3 separate regions of the Homo sapiens genome follow, and all the other regions are linked to region 1. Evidence: chromatin loops called from intact Hi-C (ENCODE). Cell type or tissue: PC-9. All regions are shown on one strand.

Region 1 (8,000 bases):
TGGTTGCAGTTTAAAAAATTTACATGCATTAAAACCCACTTATGATGTTATAGTTCTATGGGTTTTGATAAATATATGTAGTGTGTGTCCACCAATACCATACAGGACACCATCAACTCCCCAAATCCCTCATACTGCCCCATTAGAGTCCAACTTTTCCCCCCACCCTTCACCTATATTCCATTCATATGGTTTAAGTAGTAGGATGTACCATAGTTTAATTATTAACTTGCTGAAAGGCCTGTGAATTGGTTCACCTTCTTGTCTATTATGAATAAAGCGCTTTAAGCATTCATTTATAGGTTTTTGTGAGAATATAAGTTTTCGTTTCTCAGAGTTAGATACCTACTGGTGCCACGAGTAAGTTTTAAAAAGTATTTATTCAAATATCCAGAAAAGTAAAGGAAAAACATGTATTTAGAAATATTGGGCTGGGCATGGTGGCTCACGCCTGTAATCCCGGTACTTTGGGAGGCCGAGGCAGGCAGATTGCTTGAGGTCAGAGGTTTGAGATCAGCCTGGCCAACATGGTGAAACCCCGTCTCTAATAAAAATACAAAAATTAGCTGGGTGTGGTGGTGGGCACCTGTAATCCCAGCTACTCGGGAGGCTGAGGCAGGAGAATCGCTTGAACCTGGGAGGTGGAAGTTGCAGTGAGTCAAGATCATGCCACTGCATCCAGCCTGGGCAACAGAGCAAGACTCCGTCTCAAAAAACAAACGAACGAAAAAAACAAAGAAATATATTTCAGTACTACCACTATTAATCCTATATCATTTCAGTGTAGTTTCATAACTTTTTTTTAATTAAAGGAAGGCAAGGGGTTATCGGATTCAAACTGGAGTGTTTCGTAACTTTTAACTTCGTATCTCTATCACCATTTACTTTCAGAATCTTTTGATTTTGGTCAAACTGGGTACAATTCTGGGTTCTCCCAGAATTTCTGTCATGTAATCTTACCGGTGATCTAACATGATATATTCGAGCTTATTGTTACATGGATTAGGATAGGCTGTGGTTCACACCTTCCTTGAAGTAAGTGTATATGGGTACAACGTGGGTAGCCTTTAAGCCAGGTACTGGCCCGGTTTACTAGCCCGTAAAAAACATCACCTTTGTAATGATGAAGATGCCCTTTGTGCAGTCAGAATCAGCAATGACCTACCTGGTGTTAATTGAGGGATTGAGGGTCTTCCTGAAGAACCCCTGTCCTCATAGATCAAACCTGTCAGCTTGCTACAGAACCTGGAGTTGCTGTCATTGGCATCGCCCTACTGGGCCAAGGCTCTATCATTGTCTTCCGAAGGTTTCTGCTGAAAACACACATTTGTAAGCTGTGAGGGAAGACGTTAAGCACATTAGCTAGCTGTTACCTCAGTGAGATCGTGGCTCTGATCTCTGAGATCCCTCTCTACTGGTACCTTCTCTCAGTCATCAAACACTCATCTCCGTTTCACTAAATTGTGAACTCTTAGATTGAGGGCAGAGTTCATCCGTAATTCCAGTGCCCGTCACATACTAGGTAGTTTATATATATATTTCTTGCATGGATGAATAAATGCTTGATGGCTATGTGATTCTTGAGGATAGAGGGTGGGGTATAGATGGTAGGGACAGGCTTCTCATATGTGGCATAGCCAGGAAAAGGCAAGGCTAGGTGGAAGGGCATAGGAGGCTTCTGGGGTACTATAGAGCAGCAAGATGGTACAGGTCTGCGGTGGGAGCATTGTACAATTAAAAATGGGAACTAATTGAATGAAGCTTCAAAGTTCAAAGCTTTCGAGAAGCTGTGGATAAGGGAGTACGCTATGGAAACAGATAGAATAGGTTATACTCCCAGTGTAGCTACTTCCTATTGAAACGTGGCTTTTTTTCAAGTGGGCTGGGGACCAACTTGGAATGGGATGTTTGAGTAGAAGAATGACATGATCTAACTTATTTTAATAGGATCACTTTGGTTACAGTGTTGGGAGGAGAATGAGATGGGAGGGCTAGGACAGCACTGGGGCATTAATAAAGAGGTTATTACAGTAATCCAAGCTACGCATGAGTGTGGCTTGGACCAGGCTAAATGCATTGGAGGTGGTGATAAGTGGTCAGATTTAGCATATATAGTGAAGGTAGAACTGTCAGGATTTAATGATGGATAATACTAGATCTCTTTCCTCTACGCCTAACAAAAGAAAACAAAACACTTTGTGATGGCTATAAATTAGAAAATAGAAGTTGATGCTAGTGATTTAAACAGAGCTTATTTCCCAGTAAAGCAGAGCTTCCTTGATGTTGAGGCAACCTTGGGTTCAGTAAGCTTTCAAGTCCATGTTTTCCAGCCGCCTTCTATAAGGAGCTTCAGCAGAGTGGTATTTACATTACCTCTTTTCCTGTCGATGGAATCTGTAGCAAACAGAGCAGCATGTATAATTTTATCACACTTGAGAGCATTTCTGACCATGGATCTGTCACTCCTTACATAGGGAATAGAGTTTTTTTCAGGATGTACTTCTTTCAGGGAAAGCCTTTACCCAGTGAGGTAAATATGCTATGAAAACAACCTGATCAGATAAGGGTTCAAGGACCTCTCTCTATTCACCCATGTAAACATACTCAGCTTCATTTATTTTAAGTGCAGTTTTCTGGCCCCGATAAGAGAGGACAGCCTTGATTAACATAGCAATTGATATTCTATTCCCTGGATAAGATATTCATTGTTGAACTTCTTCTATTGGTTTTATAAGATGATTTTATAGGATTGTGTAACAGTTGCACTGAGAGGATATTTAGGAGTAGGGAAGCCTCTGAGCAAAGTATCCTTACGCTACTCCGCTACTCCGATGAGAAACTTCTTAATTCATTAGCACCTCTAAGAATAGCGCCTCACCCACTGCCCACTCTGACTTAACTAGGCATACAGGCAGGAAGGGGAGTGTTGGCAAGAGGACTTGAATCCCTCAGAAGATGTATAGTCTCATGATTGAATCTAACTGTGATTGAAAAACATAATCGACCTTCAACCCTGGGTCAGTGGTAGCATCTGAGAGCAATCTCTGGGACATCCGTGTCTGGGGAGGTCACCAGGCACAGTGGACAGATGCAAATGGCTTTGGGCAATTTGGTTAAAATCTCTCCTTTGCAGGGATGATATTTGATTCATTGGCCATTTCTTTGAGGCAAGTGACAAAGAAGTCATGATTTCTGTCAGCGTGCCTACCCACAGGGTAGTAGCCAGAGGCTGAAGCTGGCAGGCAAGAGGGTGCCTGTCAGTGAAATAGTTATATCTCAGTTTGAAAACTCAAGGGGAATTCCATTTTGATGGGCTCCTCTTTACACAGAAGTAAAATTTCCAGAAGTGGAAAAGTGTTGAAGATTTAAGTGATATTTCTGGATCTTTATGTCTTTTGTTGTGCTTCAGTGTATTCTGAAAATTATAACCAAAGGTTTTCTCTTCCATCATTATTCAAGTAGATTAGAATTCACAGTACATTCATAGGGCATATTACTAATTTCTGGAAAATCTGTTTTTACAGTGTAAATTTTATATATTTTACTGAGTGAATGTCTAATATATTCAGAGCCAGTTTATGAAGCAAATAAGAAAATCAGCCAGGCATGGTGGCTCACACCTGTAATCTCAGCACTTTGGGAGGCTGAGGCAGGAGAGTCACTTAAGGCCAGGAGTTCAAAACTAGCTTGGGCAACCCCTTCTCTACCAAAACAAACAAACAAACAAACAAACAAAAAACTAGCCAGGCTTGGTGGCATGCACCTGTAGTCCCAGTGATGCAGAACAGGCAAGTGCCAAAACTGGGGCTTAGCCCAGAGTTCTTGGCTTTTGCTCCTGAAAGAATTCAAGTGTGAGCCAGTGGTATTAGACAACAGTCTTTTATTGTTGTTCCGTGTTCTTTGTGGGCAGTGCACCCGGAGTCAGCAACTGTATTTGTACTCACTTATACCCACTTTCAATTACATGCAAATTAAGGGGCAGGTTAATGCAAATTGAGGGAGCGGGTTATTTATAACTTTCTAGGAAAGAGGTAGCAACTTTTGCTTTGTTGCCATGGAAAAGGCTGTAACTTCTGGTTTGTTGCCATGGCATTTGTAAACTGTCATGAGGCTGGTGGGAGTGTCTTATGTTAATGAACAATGAGGGCCGCTAGGGATCGTGTTTGTCGCCATCTGCTGGTTTCTTCTGGTTTTTCCACTTTATCCTGTCTGGATCACAACCTGTTTCGGTCAGCAAGGTTGTGACCAGAAAACAAGTTTGTCCAGCCTCCTACCTCACCAGCCACTAGGGAGGCTGAGTGGGGAGGATCACTTGAGCCCAGGAGTTCAAGGCTATGACCGCTTCACTGCACTCCAGCTTGGGTGACAAAGTGAGACTTTGTCTCAAAAAAAAAAAAAAAAGAAAAAAGAAAAGAAAGAAAATCAGTCTTGTGCCTTTATGCTTTCTTGATATATAGAGAATAAAACAATATGGTCCAGAAACAGGCAGTGAGAAACACAAGGCCTCTGGATGATAAAAATACTTTCATTCATTCTATGTTTAAGTATTTGTTGAGCATTTATTAAGTGCTAAAGATGTAAATATAAATGTGAGCAAAACATAAAAAATCCTGCCTTCTTTTTATGTTCCAATGTGTGTGTTGGGGTGGGGATGTGAAACAGACTATTAATAATAAATGAGGCAACCTAGAAGATGATTTTCATAAACAGAAAAATGCTATGGAGAAAGATGGGATTTCGTGACAGAGTGACTTGTTTGCTTGTGTGATGAAGACAGGCCAGAATCAACAAGGTAGTCAAGGAAGGCCTTTCTAAGAATAAGATATTTGAGTTGAGATTTAAACAAGAAAAAGGAGTGGAGGGTCAGGAGAAAGAACTTCAGACAGTGGGATTAGCAAATTCAGAGGCCCTAAAGTCAGAACCACCTTGGCTTGTTTGGGCAAGAGTAGTGATAGCTTGGTCAGTTAGGCTGTTTTTGCAGTGGTCTAGGCCTGTGACAATGATGGCTTGGACTAGAGTAGGAGAAATGGAAATGGAAAGAAGTGAATAAATGTATGATATATTTTGGATGTGGAGTTGACAAGACTTGCAGGTGGATTGGATATGGAAGGTAAGGGAGAAAGACTTAAAGAATAACTTCTAGGCTTTTGGATTTAGCAGCTGTGTGGGCAGTGGTGTGCCATTAGCTGAGATGAGGACTCGAAGAGAAATATGTTGGGGTGTGAGTGGAAATCAAAACCTGCTTTATACATGTTACGTTTGAGATGCTGATTAGACACACAGAAGTGTTGCCAAAAAGTCCTCAGGTCCTCTGTCACAGCAACTTTTCTTATTTTATGCACAGATTAAATGAACTTGGCTTTCTTTTTTTTTTTTTAAACCCACAAGATTAAAAGCTTGGCATCTCTTTCTCTCTTGCACATCAGATTCCATATATCAAATTGACTACTGAAAATATCCACCCAAACCTAACTTGTTCAAAGCTAAAGCTGTTATCTTGTTCTTCACACTTGTTCCTTCTGTATTTTTTTATCCTGCTCAGTGATTCCTTTGTTTGCCCTATGACCCAAGCTTATTTCTAGACTCTATCCCTCCCTCACCCCAACATTCAATGCATTACTAAGTTGTGTTGAAAAATGTCTCCCAAATGTCTCTCTAATCTGTCTCCTACTCTCCATCTGAGCTGCTACTACCATTCAAGACCATGTTACCTCTTGCCTGGATTACCATATCAGCATATGCTGCTGTACCATTTTAGTAAATCACCTTTAACCTCCTACATTTTGAGTAACTTCTGATTTTTCTTCAAAACTCAGTTTAGCGATAATTTCCTGCAGGAAGACTTCACTGACATCCCAAGTCATCCCCCATCCTATCTAGATTAGGTAACCCCTCTTAGATGTCCCTATAGTGCCCTGCGTTTACTTTTATCGTAGCACATATCACACAGTATTATAATTGCCTCTTTACTTATCTGACTATTTAACTATACTGTGAGCTCCCAGGTGTCAGAGACTGTTTCTCTTATTGTCATATCTCCCATGTCCAACATGGTGCCTGACACATGATTGGCACTCAGTAAATGTTTTTCAACGAATGAATGCTTGAAGCAAATTAAAAGGAAAGGCTGCTTGAAGGCAAACTGACAACAGTAAGAGATGGTAGTTTATATTTCTGTAAGTGAGGAAGTAAACAGCAAAATAAGCCATAGAATCTCAAAAAGTACCATAGTCTAGGGGCACTTAGCATAAGAACAATTAATATTATAATCTTGTTTTGTATTACAAATTTATAGGATAATGCAATCATTTCCATTCATTGTAAAGACAGTGGTGCATCCAGAAAAGACTAAATTGTATTTAGTAGCCTTTGGTTAAGAATGTTTGGGGGTATGCACTACATAATAAGACTTAGGAGTTAAGACTGACCCAGGATCTACATCAAACCAGGTTGGGGATAAATGATTATATAATACATCGACAGTTTAACACAACCAGTTCTAGAACTTACATGTTTCCCTGCATATTGATTTATAGTTTTGGATATATGTAGAAAATATTAGAACTGAAGCCCAAGCCATCATTCTATCTTTTTAGAAAGGTAGTATTGAGTCCACTTTCTGAAAGCATCCAAAAAGTCTCTCATATACTAGACAATTAAAGACATTTTCTCTAAATAGAAATATTGGCTTTGCTGAAGCCAAGGTGTGAATGTGGAAACACCTGGTCACCAGCCTATAACCCCAGAAATGCCTGGAGTGTTTGCACAAGTGCCTCATAGCAGGAGTGGTTTTAATATGATGTGAGGACTGCATAACATGAGGAGGTTGGCGATCTCTCTCCACCATGCCATGTGGGCCAACTGGGGCCGTATTTTTGAGTACTAGGTAGAAATGAGAGCCCTGTGGGAGTGAGGGAATAGTCCTGCTGAGTCCTCAGCAGTACTCAGACACCTGTAAGATGCTCACCTGGAATGGGCTTTCAGGATGAAGTTACATTAAGGCTTCAGCATAGAATTATGTGGCTTATGAATATATTTGTTTCAGCCAAGTGTTTCACCTCTGATGGTTACTAATGGATATGCTAATTCTAATCAGAACAGGACTTTTAAAGGAACTATCAGAATGCATTTCATGTTTTGCACTGGAGAAATGACAATATTTCTTTCAACTGAGATAGAAACCAAAATATTTCAGTCGCTCCTGTGACACTAATGAATCACAGACATGGTGTGCTTGCCAAAGACACAGAAGCAAAATATATTCTTTGTTCTGCCTGAAACATGTCAGGATAGTAGTAGATTTTTGTTCTGGTTTCAACTTTCAATGAGTGAATGAGTAAGAAGTGTTTCAGAAGTTTTTTGGTAAGATGTCTTCTGCTCCCTCCTGAAATTCTGAAAACATTTTCTCACAGAAACAGTGTTAGAAATAGTGTTATTTGCTGGGCACGGTGGCTCACGCCTGTAATCCCAGCACTTTGGGAAGTGGGAAGATCGCTTGAGCACAGGAGTTTGAGACCAGCCTGGGCAACACGGTGAAACACTGCCTCTACAAAAATACAAAAATTAGCTGGACGTGGTGGTGCGTATCTGTATTCCCAGCTACTTGGGAGGCTGAGACAGGAGGATCTCTTGAGTCTAGGAGGTGGACATTGTAGTGAGCCAAGATCATGCCACTGTACTCCAGCGTGGGAGACAGAGCCAGACTCTGTCTTGAAAAAAAGAAAGAAAAGAAAGAAGGAAGGAAGGAAAGAAGTAAGGAAGGAAGGAAAGGAGGAAGGGAGGAAGGAAAGGAGGGAGGGAGGGAGGAAAGGAGGGAAGGGAGGGAGGGAGGGAAGGAAGGAAGGAAAGAAGGAAGGAAGGAAGGAAGGGTGTTATTTCTGCCAGTCTGAAAAATCCACTAAAATCTATCTGTATATAAATTGAATCAACTGTTTGTTGAGCACGTATTTTGCTTTTGCACCAACCTATATTAATAATAGAATTTAACCTCAGGGAGGTTA
Region 2 (8,000 bases), 150 kb before region 1:
TTATTCCTTTTCTTCTACCACATGTCTTGAACATTCACATGGGTTAAAGAAGATGGAAACTGATACTACTGACAATCAAGCTGCTTTCTGACTTTCATAATTTTCTTTATATTGTGGATAGCATTTTGAAGGTGACCGTGATTCTGTAGGAAGAGCTGTAATCAATATTTTTCAAACTCTAAGAGTACAGAGGTTAGTAAGATTTCTTTTTTTTTTACTTTTTGTTACGTCAAGTAGCTTATTAAGAAAAAGATTCATGACTTAAATTCTTAATTCTCAGTTGATACAAAGGCTTATAATCATGTGTTTTAAAATTTTGATTTCATTTTCGTTCCTTGAAGGTTAAAGAATGGAAACTGGGGATAAAAATTAATACACTGCAGCTTTGCCAAGGTCTGTGATATGGTTGTAACCTTTTAAAGACTACTAAAGTCATAATTTGAAATTTTTACTAAAATAAAACATATGTGTCTATGGTTTTCAATTGGAGTAGTCTTTCTTACTTTCCCCCTTCCCCTCTTTGGTTCTCCTAACCAGCTTAGAGGACCCAAAGAGAGCTTAGGGATAGACACCAGAATACTCTGTGGAGGTGGAACAACTTAACCTCACTGTTTTCCCTTCCAAGTATAGGAAGAGCAAATAGAGCATAGTAACTGTATCTAAATTCTCTACCTGCTCTTAGCAAAAGCAAAATCCCACAGAATGATTGCCTGCTGTCTTTACCTATTCTTCAAGGAAAACAGGCCACTTTTGGAGACCATAGAGCACCATTTATCTGTCAAATACTTGGAAACTATTTACTTAACGGTCATCAGTAAAAAACCCTAAACAAGGTCATGATATAATTTAAGACCAATTCCCCTACTCTCCCAATAATCACATAGTCTTATTACTTTCAATTTAACTTGAGTCACTATTAAGCAAGTTTACCAAAGTGCCACAAAGTTGATTTTTAACGTTTGTAAAGGTTTGAATGTTTATAGAAGTGCATCATGAAATTTTGTGTAAATCCAGATGAACTGTCATTATAGTACTATAAATTAGAGATAGTCCATAAAGTTGGGTTGAAGGAGATTGAAAATATTTCCTTTGATTAAAAGAAAATAATTAACTAACTTGGGCTTGCTTGTGATTGAAGAGGGAGATTAGATAGTCCTCTGTCCCCCCAAAAAAGAAACTAGCAGAGAAAGACATAAAAAGCTCTTTGGTGTCTGTTCATGTGCTGTACATTTTTTCCGTTTTAATGTCTTGTGTAGATAATTCAAAGTTTGAACTATTTCTTTCTTGGAATAAGTAATAATTTATTCAATATGGTGTATCTCTGAGTTCAATTTAAAACAATCCAACTCAGTAATATTTATTTTTAAATACAAATCCTAACTAACCAATTAATTAATAAAAAGGCAAGACTTACTTGCTGTAGTATTGGTTCTCATCTGTAGAGAACTGACATTGGAGCAAATTTTAAGTCTCCCCTTTGAAAATAAGCCTTGTTAACTGAGGGCGTAATACATTTCCCACAGATTTATCCAGAAACATTTTATTAGAGATCTTATAGTAGTATCTCAGTTCCTACTACAGCTTTCTAAAGGATGAGACTTGCATTTAACAAAATGACATATATAATATTTTTCTATAGTTTTGCAACTGAATTAAAGGAAGGTGATGTATTATAATGTGTAGTGAGGTATAAAGGGCTAGTTCATTCTCTCCCAACAAGAACTTAGAATAAAATAACACTTTTTTTTCATGAGACTTACCTCATTTTTGTTAGGCTATGGCAGTTTTGTCCAGTTCCTCTGTCCCTTGAGTGAATTAGATATTGGTGAATTAATCTCAGAAACTGACCTATAAAATAATGACTCATTATAGATTGGGTGAACTTCTCATTTTATTTAGCTTTTAAAAGTGCTAAATCCTCTCATAAAGGAAAAATTATAGGAAACTATAGCGGTATCCAGATTCTGATGAGCTTTAAAAATTATAAAATATAGCAAATGTCTTCATATTTTAGCCAGAAATATTAGTACACAACCAATATAGAAGTCTTGTTTGTTTCTGGGTTCTCCAGCAGAGACTTTTTGTTTGTGGCTTACTCTGTATAGCCTCATGTGCCTTAAAGGTGGTGAACTCTAGTTTTTGTCAATATCAGGCTTTTCAAAACTCAAAAACAATCCAAATGTTGTAATTTGTTTTGCATAATGCCCATGGAATTGGATATCAGTAAGCAAAGCCATTAAATCGAACCAATCAATGCTAATAGAGTATAAAAACAAAAACCTTCAAATTTTAAGTTTCATTTGTGTAACTTTATTTTCGGCCTAGCTAGATCATTGAAGAGCCTTGAAAGTTATCTAAAGTATGGCTTAATGTATTTTTTTCCCTCTGAAAAAGATCATATGCCAGGATACTTCTTCAAACCAGATCACTTTTAATATCTAGAAAGATAATTTTCAAGGTATAGGCAAAAGCACTTCAAGGACAGAGATTATGTAGCAAGTTGATTCTCTAGGAATTCTTTGAACTCATTTGTGTAATAGCTGGAACACACTCCTCTTCTTTCCTTTAACAAATGAACTTTTAGCACTTCTGTCTTCAAGGAAAAACATTTGTTTGGAATTGAAGGGTACTCGCAGTCCGTTTATAGTTTGGGACAATTAATAGGAAAATCCCCAGTTGCATTCAAATAATAGTGTTGATGTTGAGGGCACTGACTCATTCAGCATGTCTGAACTAGAAGTAAATTTAATTCTGAAAGGACTGTTAGTTAGGAAATAAGTATTTGTATACATATGTACTGTGGTAACTTTGGATTCATTTTAAGTCTGATAAAGTAAGATAAACTTTGTCTTAAAAATAAAATTATGCTAAGTGAATAAAAACTGAGATATTTTAAGCTAGGCATCTTTGTTAGCATAGTATCCGGAACATAACTACTTATAATGCTTAGGTCTTATTTCTTTGGAAAATAAGTTACTTATTCCAGAAGCCTTAGAAGGAATTCTGAAAATTCTTCTAACTGGCCATTAAGAGTAAGGAAGTTGAATGGTACTGCTGAAGATCTGAGTTGACTCACTGAAATTTTATTTTCTTATTTTTTTAACATTAAAATTATTTCTTTTTGGCTCTCCCTCTAGTTATTTTTTAAATTAAGGTAATTACTGTTTTAACCTAGAGCATATAATGGCAAATTAAATTTTAATTTGACACTCATACCGAACTCAGAAAAGCTTGTTTGATCTTCTCTAAATTCTGTATGTAGTACTTTTTTTAATTGTCACATTTCTTTGTTACATCTTTGTGTCCAACAAAACCTGTGGAAATCTGTGTTCATTTTTGTGGTGAGGGATGGGGGTGAAAAAGGGGAGACTTGCTCTAATTATGCATATACATTTGACTATGTAAAGGTAGTTGTAGACTATATGTATAAATAACAAGTTAACACTTAATATTCTAAATTGTTCTAAGGAACAGTGGCCTGAAGCCATGACTAGTTTTGTGGAGCTGCTGGCTCTTTTAACAGTAGCTGACCTATTGGATTTAAACTGAGACTGAAATTGACATTTGTGGTTAGGTTATCTAGCTGAGGCTTTTAACAATGGAGCAGATAATGTCTGTTCCTGTAGTGGATCCATTTAATTTCCTATTTGAGTACTCTCACTTAACAAGTATTATCTATTCTGAACCTTTGTGTTGGGAATTTAAGGACTATTGTCAAAGGCTATTAATGGTAAACAAGTATATGCAAAACAATTCACATATGGGTAAAAATTTCAAATTGTGGGTTTTTGTTTTTGCTTTTTAGTTTCAAAGATTAGTTATGTAGCAGCAATATCATAACCAAAGCAAGTAGGAAGTTGACTGGTTTGGAGAATCTTCAAGTAGTTTTAAATACTGTAATGTATCAGATTGTTAACCAGGATTTTTTTTTCCTGTATTACTGCTAAATATATTACTATATTAATGCACTTTTGTATATATAACTGTCTTCTGTACATTCTGTACTTACTACAGTGTATATAAAGCCTGTTTTCCCTGAAGCTGTGAGGGAATAACAATAGTTGTATCATAAGTCGTTTCTATTTTGAGTTCCTTCTTGTACTTGAAAGTAGTTCAGTAGTGAAATCTAAATGAGTGTGTATGGTTGTAATTAAAACTGGCAATGTGGCAGAGCTGTCTTTTGAAACTGAATACCAGAATGAAAAGTGTTGTTTTGGTTAAGAACTCTTATAATATATTATTTCTTTTGATGTACCCTGAGTTGTTACACAGCCCACTCACTGCTGCTTACTACTTTATACTTCTGAGTCAGCTCCTTTCATGCTCTATCCCAGAATATTTACCAACAGAGGAGAACTGCTCCCTTTTCTGTTTCTCACAGTTTGGTTATGGCTTTATAAACTTTTATTTGGTGAAAGCCCCAGATACCCAAATGTCATTGGCAAAACTTATTTTTTTTTCTGGACAGATCAGATTTCTAGAGAGAGCAGATTTCTAGAGAGATTAGCATTCATAGTAAGTGAAAATTGTCTAATTTTTTTAATCCATGCTATTACTGGGCAGTAGGTCTAATTTTTTTTGACAAAAAATAGATCTATTTTCCTTATATATTGATTTAGAATCTTAAGTTAGAATTTTATAGAAGAAATGTCTGAGCAGTTCTATGTATGGAGGAGCAATTCAGCTTTTCAGCAGCAACTTTATCTTTTGCCACTAGAGGGAGATCTGTGGTTGCTTTCTCCTTTGGAGAATAGCTGCTTTGCTTTTATTTTTAATTTCTAAGGTTGGAATAGAACTTATTCTCAAAATTCCTTTAGTGTTATTAAATATTTTCATTTATTAGTCAAAGGTAAGTTAATTAAGCTTGTTTAATGATGCCAATCTTATGCTTTTCTGTAATCTTCAATTTTTAATAAATGTGAGTTAGATACTAAGTGAAATGTGCGTGTGTGTGTTTCTTCTCTTAGGTACTCTAGAGCTCCATATGTGGCTAGTGACTACCATAATGGGCAGTGCATAATGTACTATCCATTATGGTAGTCACTAGCCACATATGTCTATTTAAATGAATTAAAGTTAAGTAAAATTTAAAATGTAGTTCTTTAGTCTCCTTAGCAATTCTTCAAGTATCCAGTAGCTACCATGTGGCTACAGGCTATTTACTGTATTGAAAAGCATGAGATGTAGAACATTTCCATCATCACAGAAAGTTCTGTTGGACAGTGCTGCTCTAGAGATTTGCTGGTTTATGTAGTGATCATTATCATCATTTTATCAGTGAACAGTAATTAGTGGCTAAAAAACTGCTGCCCACAGTTAACTGTTGTAGGTGATTGGTGTGAGAGGGAGATTAAACTTTTTCTTTTTTTTGAGACAGGGCCTCGCTCTGTCACTCAGGCTGGTATGCAGTGGTGTGATCATAACCCACAACAGCTTTAACCTCCCAGGCTCAAGCGGTCCTCCCACCTCAGCCTCCGAAGTAGCTAGGACCACGGGCACATGTCACCACACTCAGCTAATTTTTCAATTTTTTGTAGAGATAAGGTCTCTACAAAAAATGTTTTTTGTCTAGGCTGGTCTCGAACTCCTGGGCTCAAGCAATCCTCCTGCTTTGGCCTCCCAAAGTTCTGGGATTATAGGTGTGAGCCACTGTACCCAGCCTGTATTTCATTTTCTGCTTCATTAAAGCCACTACCAAATTTGAGAACTTGGTGGTTTAGTGGAGAAATTTATCATAGTGACCATTTCATTTGACTATGAATAAGATTTAATGTTTGAATAATGTGAGAAGTTTGGGCCAGTTTCACAGATTTTATAGTTGCAGAGTGCTGCCATGCAGCTTTCTCTGTGAGTTAGTCCTTCGATGCAAAAAAAAAAAAAAAAGCAATTATAAATGACAGTGCTGTGACACAGAACTGAATACATTTTAGAAGACTCCAGTTGTTTAAAACTATGCTTACAAATAAGTAGAAACGTGAATTTCGGAATCATCCCCTCAGTGTTTGTTTGTTTTTTTTTTTTTGGAGGGAGGTGAGTGGCGATGGAGTCTCACTGTGTTGCCCAGGCTGGGGTGCAGTGGTGCGATCTCCGCTCACCACAATCTCCACCTCCCGGGTTCAAGCGATTCTCCTGCCTCAGCCTCCCGAGTAGCTGGGACTACAGGCATCCACCACCACACCCGGCTAATTTTGTATTTTTAGTAGAGACAGGGTTTCACCATGTTGGCCAACGTGTTCTTGAGCTCCTGACCTCAGGTGATCCACCCACCTCGGCCTCCCAAAGTGTTGGGATTACAGGCGTGAGCCACCGCACCCGGCCCAAAGTGTTTTTTAATAATTCTTGTGAGAGCCTTCATAGTCACTGTTACTTGAGTTGGACAATCCTCTGCCCTCTCACCATCAGTTTGGATCTCATGGTAAGTGAGATGTTTGTATTACAGTATCCTTGTTTCTTAGTAATAAGTTGATAGATACTAGATTTAGGTATAGTGTTGCTTCTCTTTGTAATGAGCAAACATTTTAACATTCCAGTTTATTCCTTTGGTTACCAGGATCCTGTTACATGCTTTTTTATCTTAAAAATATGTATTTAGATTGGATTTATGTATTTTCAACTTTGTATTATAAAGAATTTCAGCTGGGCGCGATGGCTCACGCCTGTAATCCCAGCAATTTGGGAGGCCAAGGTGAGCAGATCACTTGAGGTCAGGAGTTCAAGACCAGTCTGCCAACACAGCGAAACCCTGTCTCTACAAAAAAAAAAAAAAAGCCAGATGTGGTGGCACACACCTGTAATCCCAGCTGCTCAGGAGGGTGAGGCAGGAGAATCACTTCAACCTGGGAGGCGGAGGTTGCAGTGAGCCAAGATCACGCCACTGCACTCCAACCTGGGCGACAGGGCGAGACCCTGTCTCCAAAAACAAACACACAAAGAATTTCAAGTAGAGAGAACAGTAAGATGAATCCACACATACCTGTATCTACTTCAACTCTTCTCACAGACAATCTTGTGTCTTTTACTCCCACCTACCCACTCACCTTACCTCAACTCCCAGTGATACTAAAGCAAACCCCAGGTGACATATTTCATTTTTTAACATGTCAGTATATGATTTTTAAAAGGTAAGGACACTTTTATTTTCTTGGAGACAGAGTCTCACTCTGTCACCCAGGCTGGAGTACAGTGGCGCAATCACAGTTCATTGCAGCCTCGGCCCAGGCCCAAGCAATCCTCCTTCCTCAGTCACCCAAGGTATTGGGACCACTGGGACCACTGATGTGCACAACCATGCCTGGCTAATTGTTTTATTTTTTTTTAGAGATGGAGTCCCTGTGTTGCCCAGGCTGATCTTGAGCTCCTGGGCTCAAGTGATCCTCTTACCTTGGCCTCCCAAAGTGCTGGGATTACAAGCATGAGCCACCACACCCAGCCTTCCCATTTTATATATAATTATGATACCATCATCATACCTCCTTATTTATTATTTATTTAAATATACCTTGTTTATTTATAAATAAAAATAGTTCTGTAATATCAAATATCTGGTCTACCTATTTGAAATCAAAATCATAACCATTGTGTTCATTTCAAAATCATCAAGATTATAACCATTTGTGTTAATTTCAAAATCATTCTGCATTTTGCTAGCACCAAGGTAGAATAGTTATTTTTACTATTACTTGATAGGTCCTGATGGTGTCTTGAGCACATTTTAATTGAAAGTGAGGTATCTATTATTCTTAGATAAAAACATTCCAGTTGTTTTCCTCACTACTTTGTTGTTAAAGCCACAGGATAATTTGAGTAGCAGGCAGGAAAGTAACTGTTCAAGATAAGCTGAGCCAGGTATTTTCTGTCCCACCTTACCTCTGGGCTTAATAATTTTCTTTTTTTTTAGCTGAAATCGGCCCACATGTAACAGATTCAAATACCTAGTATTTATTTTAAAAAAAAATGTAAGGATCCCATGGGGAATATAAGGAAAAATAGACATTTCTAAC
Region 3 (8,000 bases), 72 kb before region 1:
TGAACGTGAAGAAGTCATACAGACAATGAACTCAAAATGTCTATGTGCTGCTTTTAAAATCTACTGCTGAGGTATTTACCTGGCATATGCTATGTGGACAGGTAGAGCTAGTTTTCATTTCTGGCAAGAACAACTGGAAATGCCTGAATCAGAGTTCTATTTATACTTTTGAGGGTGGTGGTGGTTTGAGGGGAGGCAGGGTGGAAATAAAAACTGTAACTCATTTTGTCTGTGCTCTTATTTACTCAAAGAGGCAAGATTTGGGAACTACTACTGTATTCCAATGAGTTGGGTACAAGGTCCTGCTTAGGAGGAGACATGAGATGAGGCCTGTGGATTGTTTGTCATAGGGAGGGTGAATTACAGACTTGGGGCTGGAGTGCAGTTGCATGAATACAGCTCATTGCAGCCTTAGCTTCCTGGCCTCAAGCGATCCTCAGCCTCTTAAGTAGCTAGGACTACAGGTGTGCACTACAACATCTGCCTAATTTTTAAATTACTTTTTGTAGACACGGGATCTCACTCTGTTGCTCAGGCTGGTCTCAAACTCCTGGCCTCAAGTGATCCTCCAGCCTCAGCTTCCCTAAGTGCTGGGATTATAGGCATAAGCCACCACACCTGGCCCTTGGGGCTTCTAAAATGTGTTCTCTGGGCAGCTGGGCGCCATGGCTCGTGCCTCTAATCCCAGCACTTTGGGAAGCCAAGGCAGGTGGATCACCCGAGGTCAGGAGTTCGAGACCAGCTTGGACAACATGGTGAAACCCTATCTCTAATAAGTATATAAAAATTAGCTAAGGTATAACGTGTATAATATGGAAAATTTTAGTACAGAAGCAGGTACAATCCCAGTGGTTGACTTGGGCAATGTTTTAGCTATTTGTCTTCCTGTATTTTAAGAAAAGTGATTTGAACTAGGAGTTAAATAATCATGTACTAATTCAAAATACACAGTACCAGAAATGTGCAAAGTGCAGGAAATCCAATGACAACAAGGTACAGGCTTCTTAATGAAAGAGGCACACTTCCTGTCCTCCAAGTGTTTGTAGTCTAAGACATTTCACCAGACAGCCTCGCTATTTTGCATGAACAAATACATTGGTTTGCCTCACTGGAGGGGGATCTCAGCAGTTCCAGGCTGAGTGGCATCTCAGTCGAGGTTGGATGGTGGGAGCTGGGGGAAAGGTAAGACCAGCCTGGGGCTTAGGATTTGATGGATAATTCCTGAAGTTCATTCACAGAGACAATTGGAGTAAAACGGATTGACCTAACTTGAACTTCTTAAAAGGTGTCTAGACCGGGCACGGTGGCTCAAGCCTGTAATCCTAACACTTTGGGAGGCTGAGGGGGGCAGATCACCCATGGTCTGGAGTTTGAGACCAGCCAGGCCAACATAGTGAAACGTCGTCTCTACTAAAAATACAAAAATTAGCCAGGTGCAGTAGTGCACACCTGTATTCCCAGCTACTCAGGAGGCTAAGGCAGGAGAATTGTTTGAACCCGGGAGGCGGAGGTTGCAGTGAGCCAAGATCATGCCACTGCACTCCAGCCTGGGCCACAGCGCGAGACTTCATCTCAAAACAAAACAAAACAAAACAAAAGGTGTCTAAAATCCAGGTCTACACTTAGTGAATGGATAAATAGTTTACATCTAAAATTTTTTAAATTGGTGACTTTGGATCTGTATCGATAGTCCATTTCTCTTAAAATATATGGTGATACCAGATGTTTTAAAAGAACGTTCTTCTAGGGGATGAATGTTCCCTTTGATAGACTTTAATCTCATGACATCCCCATTTCTCCAGGAGTCATAACCCCCAAGATTGCTCTACCAAGGGAGCTGTCTGCTTTATAATACAGGAGATTCCTACAGAGAATGGTGGTTATCAGAGACTGGGAAGGGAAGAAGGAGGGAAGAAGATAAGTTGGTTAATGGGTACAAAAATACAATTAGATAGAATGAATAAGTTCTAGTATTTGATAGTCCAGTAGGGAAATTATGGTGTGCAAAATATATTGCATACTTCAAAACAGCTGGAAGAGAAGAATTGTAATGTTCCCAACACAAAGAAAATATATATGTTTGAGGTGATGGATATCCCAATTACCTTGATTTAATGATTACGCATTGTAGACAAGTATCAAAATATCATATGCATCCCCCAAATATATACAACTGATATATATCAATACAAATAAAATAAAGGAGGTTCTCCTTTTAGGAGGTGGAAGAATGGCGACTAAAACAGGGTAAGCAATCTATGCTTTCTACTTGTGCTACTCAACTTTTTCTTAGGTTGTGATAACCCTGGGGACTTGCTAAATCCCCTAGTGGTGACCGTTCTTCACTCCATCTGCCTTTCTATCTCACAGCCAGTGCCCTTCTAGAGCTCAGTTTTCAGCCCTGAAACTTAAAGCCCCCACCTCCCGCTTCCCGCCTCCTGCCTCCGCTAATTCCTCACCAGTCCCGGCCACCCTGTTTTATTGCCCACCTGAGTGATAACCAGACTTGAGTTAGGCACTCAAGGTGCCATTTCAGGAGAGTAATAAAGGCTCCTATGATCCCCCCAGTCTCCTTCATCAGCTTTGAGGCTTTAAGGCATGGAGTCTTTTCAACATTCAAATCTCCCTTGAGAGGGGCACGTTCTGCCATCATGCTTATCATCATTATCAATTTCTTACACTCCCACATCTGTTGTGGTGATTATCATCATTATCAGTCTTACACATGAGTGGAAATGAGTGCTTTGGGCAAAAGTATTTGAGGAAGGGGAAAGAGGCCAAGAAGAAAAAGGGGTGTATGGGGAATCGAAAGCACTCCAGCAATAAGGCAAAAGGGGGCCGGCAATGCAGGCCGACACTGAAGCTGAACTTTGAAGACATCACAGTTTTGCTAAGGTTGGAACTATCACTGCATCCCTTTTCTATCCCATCAGGAGGAATCTGCAAAGTGACCTGAAGATTCCCAGGACTCAGCGCTCACGTAGATACCTTCCTCAGTTGCTGAAAAATCCCTGAATTACAAAAAGTAATTTTAGCACGCCCTCAGGTGGCCAAATGGAATACTGTGGCAATGGCTTTTGATGGAAGTTGGCACTCTGGAGGAACATCTCAGAATAGACGCTGGTTCTTGGCAAGCTGCTAGGCACCCGGCAGGGCAACTTGTGTGTAGATGGCACTCTTCCCTTTAGGGCACCGCTTCCCAAGCTGATTGGTATAGCAGCCCTGAAATAATCTTACCAGGTTTATTTTGAATTCTGCATCTCTTCCTCTTCCTCTTTCTCCTCACAATGCTATGTGATATAGGTCTGTTTTTGAAATTAAAGTGAACTTTTTTAAATTTAAAATTATTATATGTTTTTAAACTAACTGCAGCGACCTCTAGTAGCACCAAAGATAATTTGTGTATGGATTTCCCATCTAAAACAGACTAGAGGGACAAAGATGGATTTTAAACTTTTGAATTTTGGGATATTTCAGATTTACAGAAAAGTTGCAAAGATAGCACAAATAATTGCCATTATACTCTTCACTCAGATTCCTTCAAGTTAAAATTTTACCACGTTAGTTTTATCATTCTCTCTGTAATTATAAATATGTATATATTTTTCTAATTCGAATATAAATTATATTCATGATGCTCTTTTATCCTCTAATACTTGTGTGTGTATTTTCTAGACACAAAGACATATGCTTATAGAACCACAATGCAACTATTAAAACCAGGATATTGACACTGATACAATACTATTTTCTAATCTTCAGACTTTATTCAAATTGGCAAATTATCCCACCAAGGTCCTACATAGAAAATATAAATACAGGATCCAATCCAGTATCGCTCATTGCATTGCATTTAGTTGTTGTGTCCCTTTAAGTGTCCTTTCATCTGAAATATTTCCTCAGTCTTTCTTTGTCTTTCATGACCTTGATGTTTTTAAAGAGTATATGCCAGTTATTTTGCAGAATATCCCTGAATTGGAATTTGTCTGATGTTTCCTTATGATTAGCTTCAGGTTATGCATTTTGGGTGGGAATATCACAAAAATTATGTTATTTGCTTCTCATTGTATATGATGTCTCTTTGTTTTGACCACAGGTTTTGACATGCAGATGTCAGAATAGTTAATCTTGAAAACCGCACATTCAAATAAGGTTTCCTGTAGACTCATGGGAATTTGTTATGGGGTGGGACAAAAGCAAGGAACCTGGAGAAATCATCCACTTTCCTTTAATCAATCTGGGAAAGCTTTTTGGAGGAGGTGGGATTTCAGGAATTTCGAGCTGAGACAAGTGGTAATTTTTTAGTGGAATATTTTGATATGTGAAGATCTTAGTTCTTGAGTTCTCAGGGTTTTTTTTTTCCTAATCTTCCCTTGAGAATCAGAAGCCAAGGCTCCTGTGTTTTAGTTTAATTGCTGCATGACACTGGGGAACAGCCAGGTGGTTCTTTTCCTGATTCCCTAACCTGGGAAATGACGATTACTCACATAGGTGGGGAGCCCTTTGAAAGGTTTGTCTGGAGAAAGGGATTGAGGACATGAATGTTCGTAAGCCAGATTCGCTGTGGCACCTAACTGAACTTGCTCCTCTGGGCTCTTGTTCTCTACTACAATCAAATTTAATGTGTTTCTCTATAGTTTTTTATTTTATTTTATTTTATTTTGAGACCAGGTCATGCTCTGTTGCCCACGCTGGAGTGCAGTGGTGCCATCATAGCTCACTGCGGCCTTTAACTGCTGGGCTCAAGCCCTCCTCCTGCCTCAGCCTCCCAAGTAGCTAGGACTACAGATGCATGATTACCACCATGCCTGGCTTTTTTTTTATTTTTTATTTTTTTGAGACAGAGTCTTGCTGTGTCGCCCAGGCTGGAGTGCAATGGCATCATCTTGGCTTACTGCAACCTCTGCCTCCCGGGTTCAAGCGATTCTCCCTCGTTCAAGCGATTCTCCCACCTCAGCCTCCCCAGTAGCTGGGATTACAGACACATGCCACTGTGCCTGGCTAAATTTTGTATTTTTTTTTGTATTTTTTTGTATTTTTAGTAGAAACGGGGTTTCACCATGTTGGCCCCAAAGTGCTGGGATTATAGGCATGAGCCACCACATCTAGCCTTTTCAATAAATTTCAAAAACAAGATAAAAGAAAAAAGCAAGAGGATTTTTGTTTGTTTGTTTGCTTGGTTGGTGGGGTTTTTTTGATAGTTTTTGAGACAAGGTCTCACTCTATCGCTCAAAGCAGAGTGCAGTGGCACAATCACAGCTCACTGCAGCTTTGACCTCCTGGGCTCAGGTGATCCTTTTGCCTCAGCCTCCCAAGTAGCTGGGACTACAGGTTTGTGCCACCATGCCCAGCTATTTTTTTTCTAGGGATGCGGTTTCGCTATGTTGCCCAGGCTGATCTCGAACTCTTGGGCTCAAGCCATCTACCCGCCTAGACCTCCAAAAGTGCTGGTATTACAGGTGTGAGCCACTGCCCCCAGCCGAGGATATATATTTTAATTCAATGTGGTGGTTCAATATTGTGATTCTTTAAGAGAAGCAGGAGGATATGAACAGGGAGGAACTTAGAGAAAGCTTCAAATCTGACCATGTGTTAGTTCTTCAGGAGGCTGGGAAATTCATAGATGTGATGGCTTTATTGATGTGGGAACTCTGCTAGGCTATAGTTCCCAGTTATTCAATCAAACTAATCTAGGTGTTTCTGGGGAGGCATTTTGCAGATATATTTAAAACCCATAATCAGTTGACTTTAAGTAAGGAAAATTCCCCTTGGGTAATCTGGGCAAACCTAACTGAATTTGTTGGAAGGCCTTAAAAGCAGGTTTGAAGTTTCCCTGGAAGAGAGAAAAGAATCTGCCTATTCCTGTAGGGGTCCCTACTGCTCATTATTTCCCCTTCCTGACTGCTGCCCTATGGTTTTGGACTTGCTTAGCCAATGCCCATATCGCATAAGCCAATCCCTTGTAATGAATAATACATATATCCATCCTAAAAAATAATAAGTAACTAAATAAAAAACATCGCCCCAAATTTCTAGTTCCTGGTTTAAAGTTCAGAACTATATCATGACCACGCACAGAGGCTCATGCATGTAATCCCAGCACTTTAGGAGGCCAAGGAGGAAGAACTGCTTAAGGCCAAGAGTGAGACCAGGCTGGGCAACATAGCAAGACCCTGTCTCTAAAAAGAAAATGTTTTAAAAAATTAGCCAGGCGTGGCCGAGCACAGTGGCTCACACCTGTAATCTTAGCACTTTGGGAGGCTGAGGCAGGCAGATCACCTGAGGTCAGGAGTTCGAGACCAGCCTGGCCAACATGGTGAAACCCCGTGCCTACTAAAACTACAAAAATTATATGGGTGTGGTGGCGGGCACCTGTAATCCCAGCTACTTGGGAGGCTGAGGCAGGAGAATCACTTGAACCCTGGAGGAGGAGGTTGCAGTGAGCCAAGATCGTGCCATTGCACTCCAGCCTGGGTGACAGAGCGAAAATCCGTCTCAAAAAAAAAAAAAAGCAATTTATTTAAAAAATGATGACACTATATTTATCTGAGGTATGCTGTTTTCACCTAACAGATTTCTAACATGTATACATTTTGGTGTGAGTAGCTGATGTTATTCATTTTTACTGCTATGTATTATTACATTATTTGAATGCACCACCATTCCTTTATCTATTATCCGATTTATGGTTATTTTATTTGTTTAGAATTATTTGTTATTCAATCAATAACTCTTTGAAGCTTTTCATACATGTCTACTGGGTCACATATTTAAGGGTTTTTCTGGGTCAACACTTAAGATTAGAATCCCTGGGGATTATGTTGTAAATCCGGGTTGAATTTACAAGATATTTATACAGTAGTAATATCAATTCACTTTGCCTTCCTTAGTATAAAGATCTAGATCTTTGCCAACAACATGATATTATCAGGCTGTATTAGTTTTCCATTGTTGTCACAACAGATTACCACAATTTAGTGGCTTAAAACAACACAAATATATCCTCTTAGAATTCTGGAGGCTGTAATTCCGAAGTCAGTTTCACTGGGCTAACGTCAAGGTGTGAGTAGGGCTGATTTCTTCTGGAAGCTGTGGGGGAAATACCAAATATCTGTTTCCTTGTCTTTTTCAACTTCTAGTGACTGTCTATATTGCTTGGCCTGTGGCCCCTTACTCCACCTTCAAAGTGCATTGCTCTAATCTCTGCTTCTGTCATTGCATCAGAAAGATGTTTGTTTGTTTGTTTGTTTTTAAATAACAGCAACAGTCATAACTTTTTAGGCTCCAGTGCTTAGCTGCATGTGCCATTTTTTTTCTTTCTTTGTTTTTGAATTTTGTTGGCTGTTTTGGGATCCCATAAGTTTTGATCTGCCTAAAATTTATTTCTAAAGTATTTCCTGAGCTGTGACTGGTGCTATAGAACTGCACTGACCATTACCTAAAGATGTGGAGTGCTTCTGGCCACTGACCTTTTAAATGCCATAACAGCCTGATTGAATATTTGATTGCTTATAAACCTCTCTCTGGCACTGCACTTATAATCTTGAACTTTTAATATTCTGACACTGTGAATCTTTAATCAGGTGTGACTGTCATAACAAGGCAATGTAATTTTCCAGTCTTTGCACAGATGTTTTCATAGTTTAAATAGAGGTGCTTATAATATTAGTCTACAAAGGAACTTTTTGCATCAACCAAAGATCAGAATAAAACCACAGCAGATTAAAAGAAATATATTTTCACTGGATGGGTGATGAATACTACCCTGATAAATGACCTGGTTTATATAGTTAGTAAATTTATTTAATAATAAATATTATGAATATTAAATATGTTTATTTACTTAATAAATGTATTGAGTCACTATTCTGTGCCAAGCATTGTACTATGGGTTTTGATATGATGTTATATAAATACAGGTAAGACACAAATGAATGAATGTTTACAATATGGGGCATGTAGCAATGGGGGTAAACATGAGGTGCTCTGATACCTAATCT

Evidence for each region. Hi-C counts contacts between places; a loop is a spot of excess contacts. Peaks named below come from ENCODE experiments on the same cell type or tissue, not always from the same donor. Only the 100,000 strongest peaks of a DNase experiment are listed, where the experiment ranks them.
Region 2: a loop joins it to region 1, with 6 times the contacts of the local background. A loop is called at or near these places in 23 of 110 quality-filtered maps.
Region 3: a loop joins it to region 1, with 3 times the contacts of the local background. A loop is called at or near these places in 4 of 110 quality-filtered maps.

The regions. Positions count from the first base shown.
Region 1 is chrX:104,339,713-104,347,712 of GRCh38, forward strand. No RefSeq gene overlaps it. Among named protein-coding and RNA genes, the nearest start is that of ESX1, 89 kb to the left of the region's middle. RefSeq lists an enhancer at 3,319-3,819. In PC-9, CTCF peaks have their summits at 4,158 (motif pointing left) and 4,359; a DNase peak (open chromatin) is centred at 4,109; H3K27ac peaks cover 376 bases.
Region 2 is chrX:104,190,963-104,198,962 of GRCh38, forward strand. It overlaps FAM199X (family with sequence similarity 199, X-linked), which reads left to right. Exons shown (of 6, transcript NM_207318.4): 6 at 1-4,940. Among named protein-coding and RNA genes, the nearest start is that of FAM199X, 29 kb to the left of the region's middle. In PC-9, CTCF peaks have their summits at 4,721 (motif pointing right) and 4,927; no DNase peak of the experiment used is centred here.
Region 3 is chrX:104,268,063-104,276,062 of GRCh38, forward strand. No RefSeq gene overlaps it. Among named protein-coding and RNA genes, the nearest start is that of ESX1, 17 kb to the left of the region's middle. RefSeq lists a silencer at 3,087-3,271. In PC-9, CTCF peaks have their summits at 3,033 (motif pointing left) and 3,236; DNase peaks (open chromatin) are centred at 99 and 3,049.